Linked DNA regions of Homo sapiens: region 1 is linked to region 2. A link is a loop called in an ENCODE intact Hi-C map of the cell type or tissue named here. Cell type or tissue: endothelial cell of umbilical vein. All regions are shown on one strand. Each heading gives the region's core, and the rest is flanking DNA. Links, peaks and the distances in the headings are about the cores only. Region 1 overlaps ADGRV1 (adhesion G protein-coupled receptor V1). Region 2 has its middle 29 kb from the start of CETN3.

The links. Peaks named below come from ENCODE experiments on the same cell type or tissue, not always from the same donor. Only the 100,000 strongest peaks of a DNase experiment are listed, where the experiment ranks them.
Region 1: it touches region 2 in a loop (7-fold over the local background); 6 of 110 quality-filtered maps call a loop at or near these places.

The regions. Positions count from the first base shown.
Region 1 is chr5:90,704,450-90,712,796 of GRCh38, reverse strand. It overlaps ADGRV1 (adhesion G protein-coupled receptor V1), which reads right to left. Exons shown (of 90, transcript NM_032119.4): 36 at 8,309-8,347; 37 at 7,218-7,397; 38 at 6,403-6,566; 39 at 3,888-3,981; 40 at 1,738-1,816; 41 at 1,475-1,613; 42 at 369-510. Among named protein-coding and RNA genes, the nearest start is that of ADGRV1, 150 kb to the right of the region's middle. In endothelial cell of umbilical vein, for the core only: a CTCF peak has its summit at 3,275 (motif pointing left); a DNase peak (open chromatin) is centred at 3,256.
Region 2 is chr5:90,435,000-90,443,346 of GRCh38, reverse strand. No RefSeq gene overlaps it. Among named protein-coding and RNA genes, the nearest start is that of CETN3, 29 kb to the right of the region's middle. In endothelial cell of umbilical vein, for the core only: a CTCF peak has its summit at 3,501 (motif pointing left); a DNase peak (open chromatin) is centred at 3,456; H3K4me3 peaks cover 434 bases; H3K27me3 peaks cover 525 bases.

The DNA.
Region 1 (8,347 bases), core at 26-8,025, 270 kb before region 2:
AGTAATTCTACAAAGGTAGAATTACTACCTTTGTAATTCCTTCTATTGCTAAGTAGGAAACCAGAACAAAATTCAAATTCCAAAGGAAAGACATCTACAAATTAAATAATCCTACAATAACTGAGGAAATAATATTATCTGTAGTATCAACCTACTTTGTCTTTTACATACATGCATATATACACCAACATACACACGTGAGAGGCACTGTTACACAGACACAGGAATTCTGAAATGCTCTAACTTAAAATCATTCTCATTTTAAGCACAGAAAACCACCAAGACTTTCTCATTCCTTTACATCTTCCCCCATATTAAGGAACCCAGCATGAAGGAGAGGAAGCTGTTTATAAGAAATTATTAATTACCTATTGTATTTTTCCCTAGCTCTAGTCCAGGAGAAGGATTTGTTAAAATCAGCTGAAATTTTTCATCTCCTTCTGGAATGTCATCATCAAGAATCATGATATTGACATTTTTATACCTTTCTCCATCAGCAAAATGAAGAATCTGGTCAAAAAGGTAAAAGCAGAATGTATTATATTTATATACACTGTGAGTTTCTATAGAATGTTTGGAAAGAAATACAATATAGTTGTGAATGTAAAGAATAAGCTATTTTACATTGAATTTTGTCTCCTTATATTTTGGTTTATATCTTTTTATTTAAATTGGCAACATTAAGTTTAAAAAGTAAAAATTAAGAGGGGGCTGGGTGCATTGGCTCACGCCTGTAATCCCAGCACTATGTGAGGCCGAGGCGGGCTGATCACTTGAGGCCAGGAGATTGAGAGACCAGCCTGGCCAACATGGTAAAATACACTAAAAATATAAAATACAGTAAAAATACAAAAAAAATTAGCATGGTGGTGGCCACCTGTAATCCCAGCTACTCAGGAGGCTGAGGCAGGAGAATTGCTTGAACCTGGGAGGTGGAGGTTGCAGTGAGCCGAGATCGCACCACTGCACTCCAACCTGAGTGAGAGAGCGAGACTTTGTCTCCAAAAAAATTATAGGGGAAGAGAAGAAAGTAAACATTTGGCTAAGAAATAAAAGGCATGAAGAGACCAAGTAAAAGTATTTTAAAACACTAAACGTGTTTCAGTGAGCAAAAACAAAGAAATGAAAGAGTTAAAATTTTCGTGAAGTGTAAGAAACATTCTGGGAAGATTATCTAATGATATAAATTCTTTAATATTACAGCTTGTATTCTCTAGTATCAAATACTGTAATGAAATAGTTAATGCATACAGAATAACATTTAGAATAGTAATGAAAATTCAATTTATATTTACTAAAATAGTTAAGGGAACTATTTTACCATGAGGAAATCTTCTGTCCTAATTTACTGTGAAAAATACAATGGTTTTTAAGAATAATTTATTTATATGGGACCTAAATCACTGTAATTCTCAAGGAATAATGATTATAAAATAATTTGTAAAAGTCATCTGTGATAGATTTTGAGACCCACCATTGGGGTGAAGATATAATCCAGCCCCACTTGTGCTTCCAAATTCTGAGCATACACAAATAAGGAAACATGGCCAAGAGGTTCTCTGCTCCTCTGGGCTACCAATGTTAAACTTCCATGGGTTTCATTTACTTCAAACCTATAATATAGCAAAAAAACAAAAACAAACAAAAAAAATTAATTTTTCCCTTAGAAACTTTTATTTGGTAGATAGTAAATAATATGAAACCCAGAAGAGGGCTCTCATGCAGCCTTGGCCTTACCTGCTTTGTTGCCATTCAATTACACCTCGGGCCCCATCATTGGCATCAATAATAACTTGTGCAGTCAAACCTTCTGAATCTTAAAAAACATAGAAGCATATCTTAAAATACATATAAATGATTAAAAATATTTTTGATATAGGATTTAAAGACAGTCCCTTTGAAATTATATAATTCATAATGTACAGGTATTATCAACATTACTCAAAAGATGTTTAAGAAAATAAAGAGACAATGCTTATCACGTCTGAATAAGGACACTTTTGGCTAACAAGAGCCACTGATTTATAGAAATTTAATCAACTGAGAACAGTATAAAATAATAAACAACTGAGATTACTATTTTGTTTCTATTATTTTAATTAGTTAAAACATATTTGGCATCTCTATTCTATAATATCACTATTTCAGGAGGAAAGGAAAATGGGGACAGTTGGAAGGAGTAGAAAGAGCAAAAAAAAATGAAAAATAAATGAAAGAAGTGCAAGGAAAGGTACAGAGAAAACAGAGGTGTGCAAAAGAGACACAGAGAGACATGGACACAAACAGAAGTAGAGACACATGGGAAAGATGGGGAAAAAGTTTGGTGAAGTCAAGAGAGATTAATATCAAAGTAAACTTATCTTCCCTTTTTATTTTTATTCTATCCACCAAACTTAGTATGTTACCAATACCTTAAAATATTAACTAACTCTGCTCCTGGTTGGCTTTTTGGTTTCAGTCTTAAAATATTACTAACCCTGCTCCTGGGCTAGTCTTAAAATATTAACTAATCCTGCTCCTGATTAGTGTTTTGGTTTGGTTTTGATTTTTGTTTTTAATACTTTGTTCTTTACCTTTTAAATTTCAGAGGTGCTACCTTAGTCTAGGACACTTATGGTAGCTGCCTGGATGGGGAAAGGGTAGGGAGAGTGTAATTCTCTGTAGAGTGAAAAGAACAACACTGTCCAGGAAAGCATATAAAATCAGGGTTTGCATCCATCAGACAAGAGGCTAAAAAGCAGAGATTCTAAAATCAGACCACACCATTGAAGTCAGCTCTACCAGTCTCCAGCTGTGTGATTTGGGGCATATTACGCAGCTTCTCTTAGCCTAAGCTACCTCATCTGTAAAATGAGAAGAATGTAAGTAATGATATTACTAATCTACAAAGCACTTGAAATAGGAGCATTAGAAACCACTCAACAGAAGTTAACTATTCAAATTATCTCAGTAAGAGGATGAAAGAAATATGAATTGTTTTGTTAGTTGTCTTAGTGTGAATAATAATTATCTTGTAATAATACTTGATGTAAACAGCCTACTCATTGGAATCATCTATTTCTTTAGCAAAAGAACTGAATTTATTCAAACAATAGGTTAGAAACTGATTATTTCCTTTCAATATTTTCAAAGTTATCACAGTGAGCTTCAGAAATGAATGAGGAATGCCTGTTTCCCAGGCCACTGCTCCTGGCCATGCTTCTCTTCCTTTAATCCAAATTAACTTTCCCCTGTCCAGCACTCCTTCTAACCAACTCAGCACCACCCTCTAGTGGGCCATCACACCTACAGGCTTCAGACAAAATTTCCCAGTAGTAAATGTCCACACTGAAAGAGGAGTTTGTGTTTAAACATAGGAATACATCTTTTCAAAGGAATCTAGATAAGTTTGTACCAAGGCTCAGGTTTTACCTTTCAGTCTGTAATGAATTAACTGAGTCTTTTCTAAAAGCATGAAAAGAAAAAGATAAAAGGTCATGAAAGAAGCAGAGAACACAATAAAGCAACAAAGAAGCAAATATCAGCACTGCTTAACCTAAAAGAAAATAAAAACATCTGAGAGTTTGGAGATCTACTGAAAACAGCTAATTTTAAAAGAAAATGAAAGGAAAATACCTTCCAAAGAGCTATTTTGAGGATTACAAATTTGTTTATAAAATAGTTGTAAAATTTAAAGAGCATCACACAATAATTTTTAATGTCTTTACATTGTTCATTGTAAAAATTGCAATATATGAGAGTATCAAAAATAAATATAAAAGCCCATCATATTTTAACACATAGCTAAGATTAACAAAACAGCACAATGATCACTTCTGATTCAAAAATGAAGTTTCTTCATTTCATTTGAAGTGAGCAAAAAGAAACAAACAAGAAACCCCTCATACCTAGTCTGGGAGGAAATGAAGTTGAAGCAGCCATGGTAAGTCCAACGTAAGTTAAATTCACCAGGAAATATTCTTCTAGCTCTGGTACATCATCCTGAAAAAATTACACTCATTAAATTCCTTTAGTTATACTCTCAAAGTAATTAACCCTCAGAAACTGTTTTTAAATTAAACTGTATAATTAGTATACAGAAGATACAAAAATGCAACCATAAAGTAGACAGATGTAAATTAGAAAAAATAAACATAAACGTATTAAACTTATACTTGGTTGTATAGGAAGTAATTAGGTTGACCCACATGAAACCACTTAAATATTTTAACATTTTAAATATAGATTTATATAATATGTAAACCAATTATATAAATATATAAGCCTAATTATTTTAAGCATAATATGAACAAAACATTTGAAATTACCTTAATATCTAATGTGTAGAAGGAGGAATAGAACACCATGGAAAAAAAAAAAGGCTCTGCAGTTCAAGGAGGCCTAGTACCAAATTCTATAATTTTAAGTAAGTTACTTAAATTTTAGAACTCCCAATTCTACTATCTCTATAACGGGGCAATAATAGCTCCTTTTGGGTGGGAGATTGTAATAATGATCACAAATCATATGTGTAGGGTGGCCTAGAGAAAATGCTTTAAAATTAATAGCTATTATTATTAATCACCAGTCCACATAATAGCAATGAAAACAAGGCAGATACCAAAAACATAAGGATTAGCAAAATCCATGTCAAGAGTGATCAGCCAGCCATCAATATTTACAAAGAAACACAATGTGTATGTATATTTATGCATATATAATGTCAGTACACACTCACCAACATATGCTTTTCTCCTCACTTTATTTAATGGAGTCATGTTTCCATGTGAAAATATAAGTGAAAATCATGGTCTCTAGATTGTCTTATGTAATATATGGACCAACATGAGTTACAAGGTCAGTGATATAGAAGGACTGCTGTGCCTACTCTTAATGTCCCCCACCCCCCACGCAATACTTCCTCCCTACCACTCCCCAGGGCAGCTTGCTCCTATATGCATAGGCCTGCAGTCTCTTAATCTTAGTGCTAATCAGGGAGCAGAAAAGGTTGCAAAGATCTAGGATCAAATAAAGGTGGAAACAAAAACCCAATGTTCAAAAAAATCTAGACTCCTCAGAGAAAAGAAGGGTGACTGTGTATTCTCTGCTTTAAAAACTAACATATCTAAGGAATAATCAATCCATTTATTTATATTGTTATTAATAGAGTATACATTTGAAAGATAACTTACTTGAAAGCTTTATCAAATCTTGTGTTATATCCCATATACTGACATAATATTACCTTTAATTTTACAGCTTTGGAATTTTTATACTGTTATATTAGGTCACAGTGCCACAGTAATCAACAAAATAAGTTACTGACTTCAGTTGGTAGATGGTTTACACCACTTATAATTCTGTAAAAGCACAAGCCTCCAAGATAATAAAATACATTTTAAAATAGAACTCCCAAAATACATAGTAATTGAAAAATATTTTCTCAACTGCAATATTCATGCTTTCTCCCTCTTTCCCTTCCCCTATCCTACACACTATCTCCTACTCCCTCCGTGAGTACCATTTTTATAAACCTCTTGGAACTGTATTTAGGTAACTGATACACTAAGTCCCCAAAACAACATGAGATTCCACAATATGAAAAATTATTTAAAATGCAATTTCAATCATTAATGATTATGCTAAGCTTAATGTAACCATAATCGCATTTTGTGCCATCTGCCTCTGGTGAGTTTCTCCCTATCTCTAATTTAAGTGGTCCTACTACCAACAAAGATTCTGACATACACGGATTTTCTGGTCCAAAGAATCCTTTGAAGTAATCAAAATACTCCTTGAAACCTCTTAGGTCTATGGCATCTCAAAGGTGACTGCCCTAAGAAAATTCTTTATCACGGACATGTCTGTAATAAAATACATAACAGCAGGCCTGTCTATCTAAACAAGAACAGAAACCCCTGTATGATTAAAACAACAACAACAACAACAAAATCAAGAAAAGAAATAAGATGATTTAAAGGTACCAGCAGGGGGAACAAGCAGAAGAGAATTCACCAGGTTTCTGGTATTATAATTGTAGAGTGTCCAAACCTGATATTAAAGTCAGAGTAATTTTTTTTTTTTTTTACTAATAGAAAAAAACTCAGGTAAACTTAGTTTTCATGAAACTTGATGTCTTAAAATGCAAAGTTACTAGAAGTGTCTTACTAAATGTTACCACTTATGTTATAGATAGACTCTTCCATCAATTTCTACCTTCTATGTAGTTACTTCAGGTTTAATACAATAATAAGGAAAAATATATGAGTTATCGAGTTAATGGGTGCAGCACACCAACATGGCACATGTATATATATGTAACAAACCTGCACATTGTGCACTTGTACACTAAAACTTAAAGTATAATAAAAAAAACTTATTAAACTATCTCCCCCTAAGATTAAAAAAAAAAAAGAGTTTTACCTCAAGAATGGTAATGTTGATGGCTGCTGCTGTTTCCCCTTCTTCTAAAATCAGAAAGCCAATGATAGGGACAAAATCAACTTCTGGCTCTGCTAGGTTTCCTACTGTTTGGTTCTTCAGACTCAGCATTCCAGGAACCGTGGTATATGTGACATTGATAGCTCCTAATTGAATAGGTTGCAAAAATGTTTTATAATTATCTAAATGTTTACAATAATATCCCCTTGTGAATTTTTTGCCTTTCCTAAAAGCACCTTTAGTAGCTAGTATTATTGGTCCCAATTCCTCACCCCTTCCTATATCCATAATCTTTACCATGTGATGGCTCATGGGTGTCTCACTGTGGGAAAAGCATATTTCCCTGCCTCTAGACTTTGAATTTGGATATGTGACTTGTTTTGGCCAATAGAACAAGGTAAAAATGATGATGTGCTGGTTCTAACCCTAGACCTCAGGGGGCCTTACACATTTTCACTTGGTCTTTTGTGCTACCATTTGTTCCCGGAGAAGAATGACAGACATATGGAATAGAGCCACCCATGGCCAAGCCCAGTGTAGATTAGTAGACCCACAGACAGCCTAAATTACTGTATGCTGCTGAAATGTTATGTTTGTTAATTACACAGCATTTCTGTGAAAACAGATAATTCCTTTAATCTTTTCAAAGATAAAGAAGTTATAAAGTTCTGTCCTGAATGAAGAAATATTAATTTTCTCCTGTCCCCGATTTATTTTAGCAATGGCTTTCATCCACACAAGTAGAATATTAATAAGCACTTGCCTGGAAACCCCATTCATTCTAGAGTAACACAAACCTAGAGATCCAAATTCTCTGTTGATGAAAAGCTGAATTGTTATGTTAGCCTCTTGTAGTAACACAAATCTTGATGAAAGAGCAAAATTTAAAACTCCATGTGGTTCATCACTGGCTTCTACTGTGAGGACAGCTGCATATCCTTGAGCATCAAGCAGGGCGATTCCGGCTGGTGGAACTCCTAAAAATGTCAGGCAGGAATCTAACAGTGATTTGGCATTAGCTTTTAATCGCTGGAAACATAGCCTCACTCTCTGAAACATTAAGGTAATCAAAAGTGTTCTATTTACTTCTCTAACAAATCTTCAGGTTAACAAAAGCCACATTCCATTTTTCTTTCAGGTGGAAGATCATGAATTTCTTTACTTCACATATTACTGTCATTATTGGTTATACTGGTTATCAGAATTATAGAAATTGAATAGAAACTGAGGAAAGTACCCAGATAATTTGCTTAAAAATGACTCAATTTGGGCCGGGTGTGGTGGCTCACGCCTGTAATCCCAGCACTTTGGGAGGGCGAGACAGGCGGATCACAAGATCAAGAGATTGAGATCATCCTGGCCAACATGGTGAAACCCCATCTCTACTAAAATACAAAAATTAGCTGGGCATGGTAGTGCATGCCTGTAGTCCCAGCTACTCGGAAGACTGAGGCAGGAGAATCGCTTGAACCCGGGAGGCGGCGGCTGCAGTGAACCGAGATCGCGCCACTGCACTCCAGCCTGGTGACAGAGTGAGACCCTGTCGCAAAAAAAAAAAGACTAAATTTGATTTATCCATATAATTGGTCCAAAATTCAAATTGGCTTGTAAGTCTCAAATTAATTTCAAAAAAATTCTACCTTCGGAAATGAATTTTATTCTGTAAGTAACCATTTAGCAAAACGTTTCAGGGCTTCTTTCCTAGTCTATAAAGATAAGTATTCCCATATGGTGCTAATTTTTTTTGATCTAACATTTCTAGGGGACACATAATAAAGTAACATTTTAAAAATTGGTATGCATCTAATTGTTAAATACAGAGATAACAATTTTCTTTCTTTTACGAAAAGAATATACCAAAAAAAATTAAAATTAAATTCTGAATTACCTTGTGTCCTGACATCATACAGAATGACTTGGTATACTT
Region 2 (8,347 bases), core at 218-8,217:
TCATGTCCTTTGTAGGGACATGGATGAAATTGGAAACCATCATTCTCAGTAAACTATCGCAAGAACAAAAAACCAAACACCACATATTCTCACTCATAGGTGGGAATTGAACAATGAGATCACATGGACACAGGAAGGGGAATATCACACTCTGGGGACTGTGGTGGGGAGTGGGGAGGGGGGAGGGATAGCATTGGGAGATATACCTAATGCTAGATGACGAGTTAGTGGGTGCAGCGCACCAGCATGGCACATGTATACATATGTAACTAACCTGCACAATGTGCACATGTACCCTAAAACTTAAAGTATAATTAAAATAATAATAATAATAACAGTAATAATAAAAAAAATTTATATATTTATTTACTGATGATAAAAACTAATGTGAAAGGAAACTTGTTATTAGAGGTAGAGAAGTTGAGGAGTCTATTTGTTCTTATTGTTGTACTCTAAGTTCATAGCAAAATATAATGAAATTTAATGATCTGTAACATAATTGTTCATGTAGTTGATATAATTAGATATGATTATAAAGCTACTTGCCAGTAGAAGATTGTGGCAAAAAAGATGATTTTTTAAAAATAAAAACTATATTTTATACTTATATATGCATCTTCTATAATTAATTTAAATTCTTATTCATTTATAATAAATACAAAATGGTGAAAAGAAAAAAGGTAACTGAATCATTGATGAAAGAATCAAAGAAAAACACATTTATATTGAGGTAAATTGTTTCCATTGACCTAGTTATCTTATTTGAAGCTTTAAAAAAATCTGACCATTAAATAGATAATACAATGAGATAGTTTTTAAATATTAAAATGATACTATTTCTTATAGCTAAAAATGCAAAAATTGTAACTTTTTTTTTTTTGAGACAAAGTTTTGGTTTTGCTGCCTAGGCTAGAGTGCAATGACATGATCTCAGCTCACTGCAACCTCCACCTCCCGGGTTCAAGCAATTCTCCTGCCTCAGCCTCCCGAGTAGCTGGGATTACAGGCACCTGCCACCATGCCCAGCTAATTTTTGTATTTTTAGTAGAGATAGGGTTTCAACATGTTGGCCAGGCTGGTCTCAAACTTCTGACCTCAGGTGATCCGCCTGCCTCGGCCTCCCAAAGTGCCAGGATTACAGGCATGAGCCACTGTGCCCAGCCTGTAACCTTTAAATGTAGGCCTAGGAGCCACCACAACTTTGATATTTTTAATGAAAATATATGATGTGGAGAGAATTACATCAGAAATGCCAAGGAAGACTCAACTTGACCCTAAGGTTCCACTTCATCTGTTTTTTTAGCAACATTTTAATTTAACCTTCAGCATCATGATGGTACAAAGCACTGAGAATCAGCTGTAAAAATCACCATAGAGACCACAGCATGTTCTCAGGTCACAAAAATGAGGTCTCTCCATTCTGCCAAAGAAGTTTCCTGCATCTGGCAGTGCTGCAGGTAGCAGACAGGGATTATCCATTGCGTGATTGTAAGTAGCAAATATACACAAATCAGCACTAATAAAGGACAAGTTTATCAAGAGGACAAAACTGGTCACTTCAAAAGCATCCGAAGAAATAAAATATAGTTGGTCCACCTGGAAAATGAAAAAAAAAGTTTTAAAACCTCAATACTTCCTTTCATCTCTCTCCGAGTGGCACGGCCCTGATTCTCTCTGTACTTCTGGGCATCTCTTTGCCCCCATAAATTATCTTGGACTTGGCTTTGGTTTGCTGTCCTTTGTCAGGTCTTGCCCTGAGCTTTCAGTTCAAGTACTTAGCATTGTCTGACTCGTCGGCTCAATGTCCATGTTCAGCATCTCAAGAAAAAGAATCTGATTGGTTCAGTTTAGGTCAGGGTTCTCCAAGTGGCCTAATAGACAGTGATAGTGGGAGAGACTTTAGTATACATCTTTACAGAAACTGTGACCAGTGAAAATACACTTTCTATTATCCAAAGTTTTGTGAAATCCTTAGGTAGTAAAGGAGTAAAGCAGGCTGTGGTGATAATATATTCCCAGTTCCATTCTGGAATTTTACCATTAATAATTCAATCACACCTTTACTTCTCCACTGATTTTACGAAATTAAGACACACACACACATACACACACATGTACAATGTCTGAGTTATAAAACAGTTGACAGAAAATTAAAGTTGTTATATTAATCGTTGACCTACTATAAGAATGAGAACCCAATTAGCAAATATTTATTGGTTCCCTTAAGTGAGCTCAGCACTGACAGCATTGGAGTGGAGGATGAGAATAACAAATGATGAAACTGATACTCAATTTTTTTGAGTGTCAGTAAACAAATGATAAAATTGATAATTGATACTCTTTAATACTCAAGTTTTTCCTAAGTCATGAGAATTCCCAACTCCCAAAGGACCCACCGTTTGTGGTGGTTCCCAGTTGGCTCATAGCTATATTCTCTCTATAGCCTATATATTCTTACTGTTTGCCTGCCCATTACTGCTGCTCAATTCTTGCCACTTCTCCAATTACACTCTTACTTCTCAGAACTTTCCCCTTCAACTGACTTTAAATGGAAGAGGGTTTCTAGAAAACGTCCTTAGGCAGATTTTTGTGAGGGCAAGGAAGACACATAGTTGCCTGTTTGGGAGGTTGAATAAATTATCTCTGACTTGGATCACTATTCTAAATGGGATGTGGTGCCACTCAATATTCTCAAATCTGGAAATGTGTCCCACTTTCTCCAGAGACTAGATTTGGAAATAAGAGAACACAGTACATCTTGCGAACTGTGAAAAGGTCAAAGTTTGCAAACTCAAATGCTTTGAAGACGAAAGCAGATAAGTAAAATGAGTAAAGCTAGCTGGATATAATATATCACATGGTATGGGAACCATAAAAACTTGGTAGTAATTCTGAGGTAGAAAATGCATTTTGGGTACAGTGACTATAGTTTTTCCATGCAGTGTGTAAAATCTTCTGTGGTAGAGAAAATCCATCAGAAGTGTTATCTGCTCTGCAAACCTTCCTTCCTTCTACCCTTGGCTGTGTTTTTTTATCCACAAACAGCAAAAATAAGTTTTAGAGAAAGTGAAATTAGATGAGAAAGGAAAAAAATTAGTGGAAAGAAATGAAGACAGATTCATGAGCCCTGGTTCACCTGTGTCTTCCTGTATGAAGTATCTTTACAGGCCTAAAATCTTGGAAGTTTGCGGGCTCCAAAGTGAAGCCATTCTTTTTCCACCTCGGTGACCCAGTGACTTTCTTTTTTTTTTTTTTTTTTTTTTTTGAGAGAGAGTCTCGCTCTGTCGCCCAGGCTGGAGTGCAGTGGCTGCGATCTTGGCTCACTGCAACCTCCGCGTCCCGGGTTCACGCCATTCTCCTTTTCTTTTTTAAGAATTGAGGAATTGCAATTTGGTAGCTGAGATAAGAGCTTTCAAGAAAACAAATGTTTTCTTTAAGAGCCATTTGTCTAGTTCATTCACAAAGAAACAAAGCTATTGCCATCTAGTGGTTTAACTCAAGAAATTCAGTAAAGCAAGTTTTTCCATGAAGTTTCACATTAATATTTTCGTGTGGCCCTGAATATAAAAACATTTGTTTGTAGAAAGCAATTCTTAATACACTTTTTCAAATTAAGGATTCAGACTTGGCCACTTAGCTCTTTCTTTTCAAGTTATATTCTCTATTAAGTAGGATTTGAATTAAAACACACAAAAACCTCATAATTGAAAAAAAATTAATGAAAGATGATGTTACACTGAAGAAATTGCCAGATATTAGACAGCCAAAACCAAATAATAAAATTAAATTAATGGTGAAATTAATAGTTCTAACAAAATTTTAAAGGGAACTTTATAAAATAAATAGGTATATGTTATATACAGTTATATAACAATGTTTTCTAAAATATAGTCTAAAACTACATACAGTCCCTTGCTTTTGTTAAATACACTATTATAGCAAAATTGGCTACAAAAGTATATTTTATTAAATATTAATTTATCATTGACTTTTATTATAAAATTTAAAATGTATTTCTATAACACTATCCAATCTAAAAACCTTTGACATTTATACTTATAAAAATTACATCTGGAAGTCCAGAAACATTTTATTTATAGGTAAACTCAGAAAATTCACAGGTATCATTTACTTTCTGCATGGGTATAAGTTTTTGCAGTACTAAGTAAAATGGAATCACTCTATTCTATAGAACGATTTTATTTCTAATAACGGCATGAGAGACAAGAGCTCCCATAGATGTCTGGACTCCATCTGACCATGAAAAATATTTTCCCAGGTTCTCCTTGGACATTTCAGATCACCATTAGCTCAAGTATTGTCAAGAGAAAACTATTTTTTTTTCAATTCCTGAGTATTCTGATACCACTTTTAAAGCAATTTTTTTCACTTTGGAGACTATAATAGCTTAAACGGAATTAAACAGAATAGAGTTTAATTCTCATCCTTGGTCTAGAGAGTACCATAGTGGAATATATCCAGCATGAGACAAACAAGATGCCAAGTCTTTTCTAGAGTAATCTAGACTTTCTAGTAGTCTTCTAGAGTAGATATACAAGTTTAAAGGGGAGATGAACTAAACAGAGGAACAAAGAGGCTCACTTTATGATTCCCGTGTAAAATAATAAAACCCTTTATTCTGAAAACAGTCTGGGCCAAAGACTGCCATGACACCCTGGATAGTTTATGGTAAAGGGAGGAAGGTGTATACTTGTCCTCACCCTGCAGCCCCCTCCATTGTTGTCAGGGTTCAGGTAACTACAGAGCCTGCTGTGGAAAGTAAGAACAGACTCGAGGTCTGGAGTAAGATTTGATTTTGTCATCTAGTAAGAAGGCAACATGCAACATGTGAGCTCACACAAGTCAAAGTTGGATGACCATACTCCCAATTTCTTGGTTAAATATGCAGTCTACCTTTATATTCACAAGAGGAAGGAAAAAAAAAGACAGTGGATTTTTCTTTAGGTATGTTAAGTTACTAGGCAAGCCAATCAAGGCAAAATATTGTAACGCTGCCAAACTTCAAGAGCTATTTGTAAAGTGTGCTGATAACCTCTTTTGAAACAGGTCATGGTATTTGTCTAGAGGAAATAAGTCATAAGGGTGTAGGTGTATCTGTTTGTAAAAATGCCATCCTTTTCTCTAAATTATACAATCTATAGTTGTGTTTATTACAGGGGATACTTTCTTCTTCAAAATCTCATTAAAAATACAGAGCATGGCTCCTTCCCACTCAAATAATGAATTTGAATCTTTGGGATTGGGGTTCAAACATCTCTATTTCTAGCAAGCTCTCCAGGTCATTCTGATGTGTCTAAGAACCACTCTTCTAGACTTCATTACCAAAACCAATAAGACTAAATACTTAAAAAAGATTTTAAGGCAATCAAGGGTGAAAAAGTAGAACAACAGGTCTTATTTAATAACCACTTAGCTGGAGGACTGGCAGATCAACAATGAGATACCCAAATTACAATACCATCTGTGCAGGGAAGCATTCTTTAATAAGTCTTATTACCACATGTGGCAACCTGATAAAATCTCTGTGAAAGAGTGGAAATATTCCAGACAAGTAATTTCATTTATTAATTCAAGTGTTATTTATTGAGTATCAGGTACATGCTAGGAGCTATGTTAGGCACTGGAATTACAAGGAGAAAAGGTCCTTCCCTTTAGGAAGCACTTATTGTAAAAAACTGTTTTTAGACTTCAGTGTGGATAAAAATCACTTTGCATACTTTTTATGAATGCAGACTCTTGGTATCTAATTATGAAGAATGATAGTTTAATTAGTAAGACATAAAGTAAGCCAATACTGATAATACAAGTGGTAGGTTTTGAGATATACAAGCTAGGCATGGTGGCTCACACCTGTAATCCCAGCACTTTGCAAGGCAGAGGTGGGAGGATCACTTGAACCCAGGAGTTCGAGATCAGCATGGGCAACATGACAAAACTCCATCTCTACAAAAAAATACAAAAATTAGCCGAGTGTGGTGTTGCATGCCTGTAGTCCCAGCTATTCTGGTAGCTGAGGCAGAGGGATCACTTGAGCCTGGGAGGTAGAGGTTGCAGTGAGCCATGATGGTGTCACTAAACTCTAGCCCGAGTGACAGAGTGAGACACTGTCAAAAAAAAAAAAAAAAAAAGATATACAAAGATGGTCATTTGATCGCCTATCCAGATCAAGAGGGAAGGGGAAATATCAGGGATCGTTTTTTGTAGAAGATGATAACAATTTGAATTCCTTAATGAAAACTAGGAGCTTTCTAGATGAAAAAAGGTGGGAGTCAGGCAATGGCAGTGAATGATGAGAAAATGTACCATACATTAGGCACTAAATCTTATGTCTGGGTGTGGAAGTTGAAGGTAAAGTACAGTGCAGATAGGATGGGTAAATAAGCAGGACCAGGTTATGAGGAGTCTTGTGTCCTAAAGAGTTTTAACTTTACCCAGAAATAAATGGTGAATCATTGAAGTATTTGAGGTAGAGTTTGACCTTGTCAGAATTGGGTTTTAGAAAAAAGCATTCTGATACTACTGAATGAATGGGTTGGGTGATTCAAGAAAGGGAGAGTAACAGGAAGGTCAGGCAGGTAGAAAGTTGATATGATACTTAAAGCAAGGAATGTGAAAGCCTACCTTAAGGTAGTGTTGCTGGAGTGGAGAAGAGAGAAAGGAGAGATGCTAAAGTGATTAAACTGATGATACATGGAGAAAAAGGTGGGGTCGGTTGGGTAGCGGGGTGAAGAGAAGAAGGTAGAGTGAAGGATGACTCCCAGGTTTCTGGGTTGATTCTACTCATCTCATCTCTTTAGTGATAGTGTTTCCTCTTTTTAATTGGGAAGACCTTCCCTTTGCCATCTTTGTGCCAAGCACTTTGTACTTTAAGTAGCTGTATCATTTGTTGAGTGCTTACTATGTTCCAGGCATTACTATGATAAATACATTATCTCACTATAGAAGATGCTGTCAATGCCCTATCCATATCCCCTTGGCCCCATCTAGGAGTCACCTGCAGCCTTAGTGGATGGTTCCTATAAAAACAAAGCTTTCTACTTCAAGTCATGGATTTTCTGTGAGAGGGCTTTCTCTGTGTTCTGGACTATACCTGACCTGTGCTCAGGGGAGGCCAGAAGTGTCTGGGACGCTTGCCCAGGAGAAATTCTCAACCAGCGAGGAATGGGAAGTTAAGGATAACTACCCTTCCCAGCTTCCTAGCCCTGTGATGAAGAATCCCTGGTAGGATTTGGCCTCTTCTTCACCCAGGGGGTATGTGCTTGTTAACTGAGCCATTATTGGCTTTTCTCCTTGTCTCACATCATCACACTCTCACCTCCCAAATAAACTACTTGCACTCAAATTTTCATCTCAGATTGTGCTTTTGGGGAAACCTAAATTAAGGTACTCGATGCTCATTGCAACCCAATGAGGATGGTAAGAACTATTCCTGTCACCATTTTATATGTGTGTAAACTTATGCTTGGAGAGGTTAAATCAATTATCCCTATCACTTAGCTGGTAAATGCTAAAACCTGGATTCAAATCCAAAGGCTGTGATCTTAACACTAGGCTATATTGCCAGTCCTGAATTCCAAGATGCAAACTAGGCATCACTAGCTGTGGATTGAAAGCCAGAGGAAGCCTGCTTCAGTGCCTTTTAGGCAGCACTGAAACTGACTACTCTTTTCAGATTTCAATTCTTATTATTACAAATGCTGAGCCTGAGACTCGTCTGCCAGCACATCTTCCCTTTCCTCATGCCCACTTTAGTTGGTTAAAAATTCACTGTGTAGTTTCTTCCCCTTTTCTGAGCCTGGTAGTAATATAGAATTTAGAAGCTGGCCAGGTCATTTTTGAAGAAGGTCAGATGTAGTCACATAATGGCAAAAAGTGGTATGATGCATCAACCATTCTTAATTCTTTTTTCTACTTGTCAGATTTGCCTGCAGTACTTTCTTGGTTCAGTTCCTGGTTAAGAATTTGAAGTGAAATTGAATGATGAAAGGAAAAGGGCAATTGCTACTTGAGGTCAAGAAAAATAATGTGTCCAGAACCCAGCAGCAGCTCAGACTTTTCTCTCCTTGTCTACAATGTAAATGATTCATGTTGAAGGGAAGTACAGAGGAGAACCATGGAAAGCGGAAGATTTAATGTCAATTCCTTCATGAACTAGCGATGTGACATTAAGCAAATCACCTAACTTCTAAAGATCGTGCCTGGGCAGAGTAGTTTATGCCTATAATATGAACACTTAGAGAGGCCGAGGCAGGAGGATCACTTAAGGCCAGGGGTTCAAGACTAGCCTGGGCAACATAGAAAGACCCCACCTCTACAAAAAATTGTA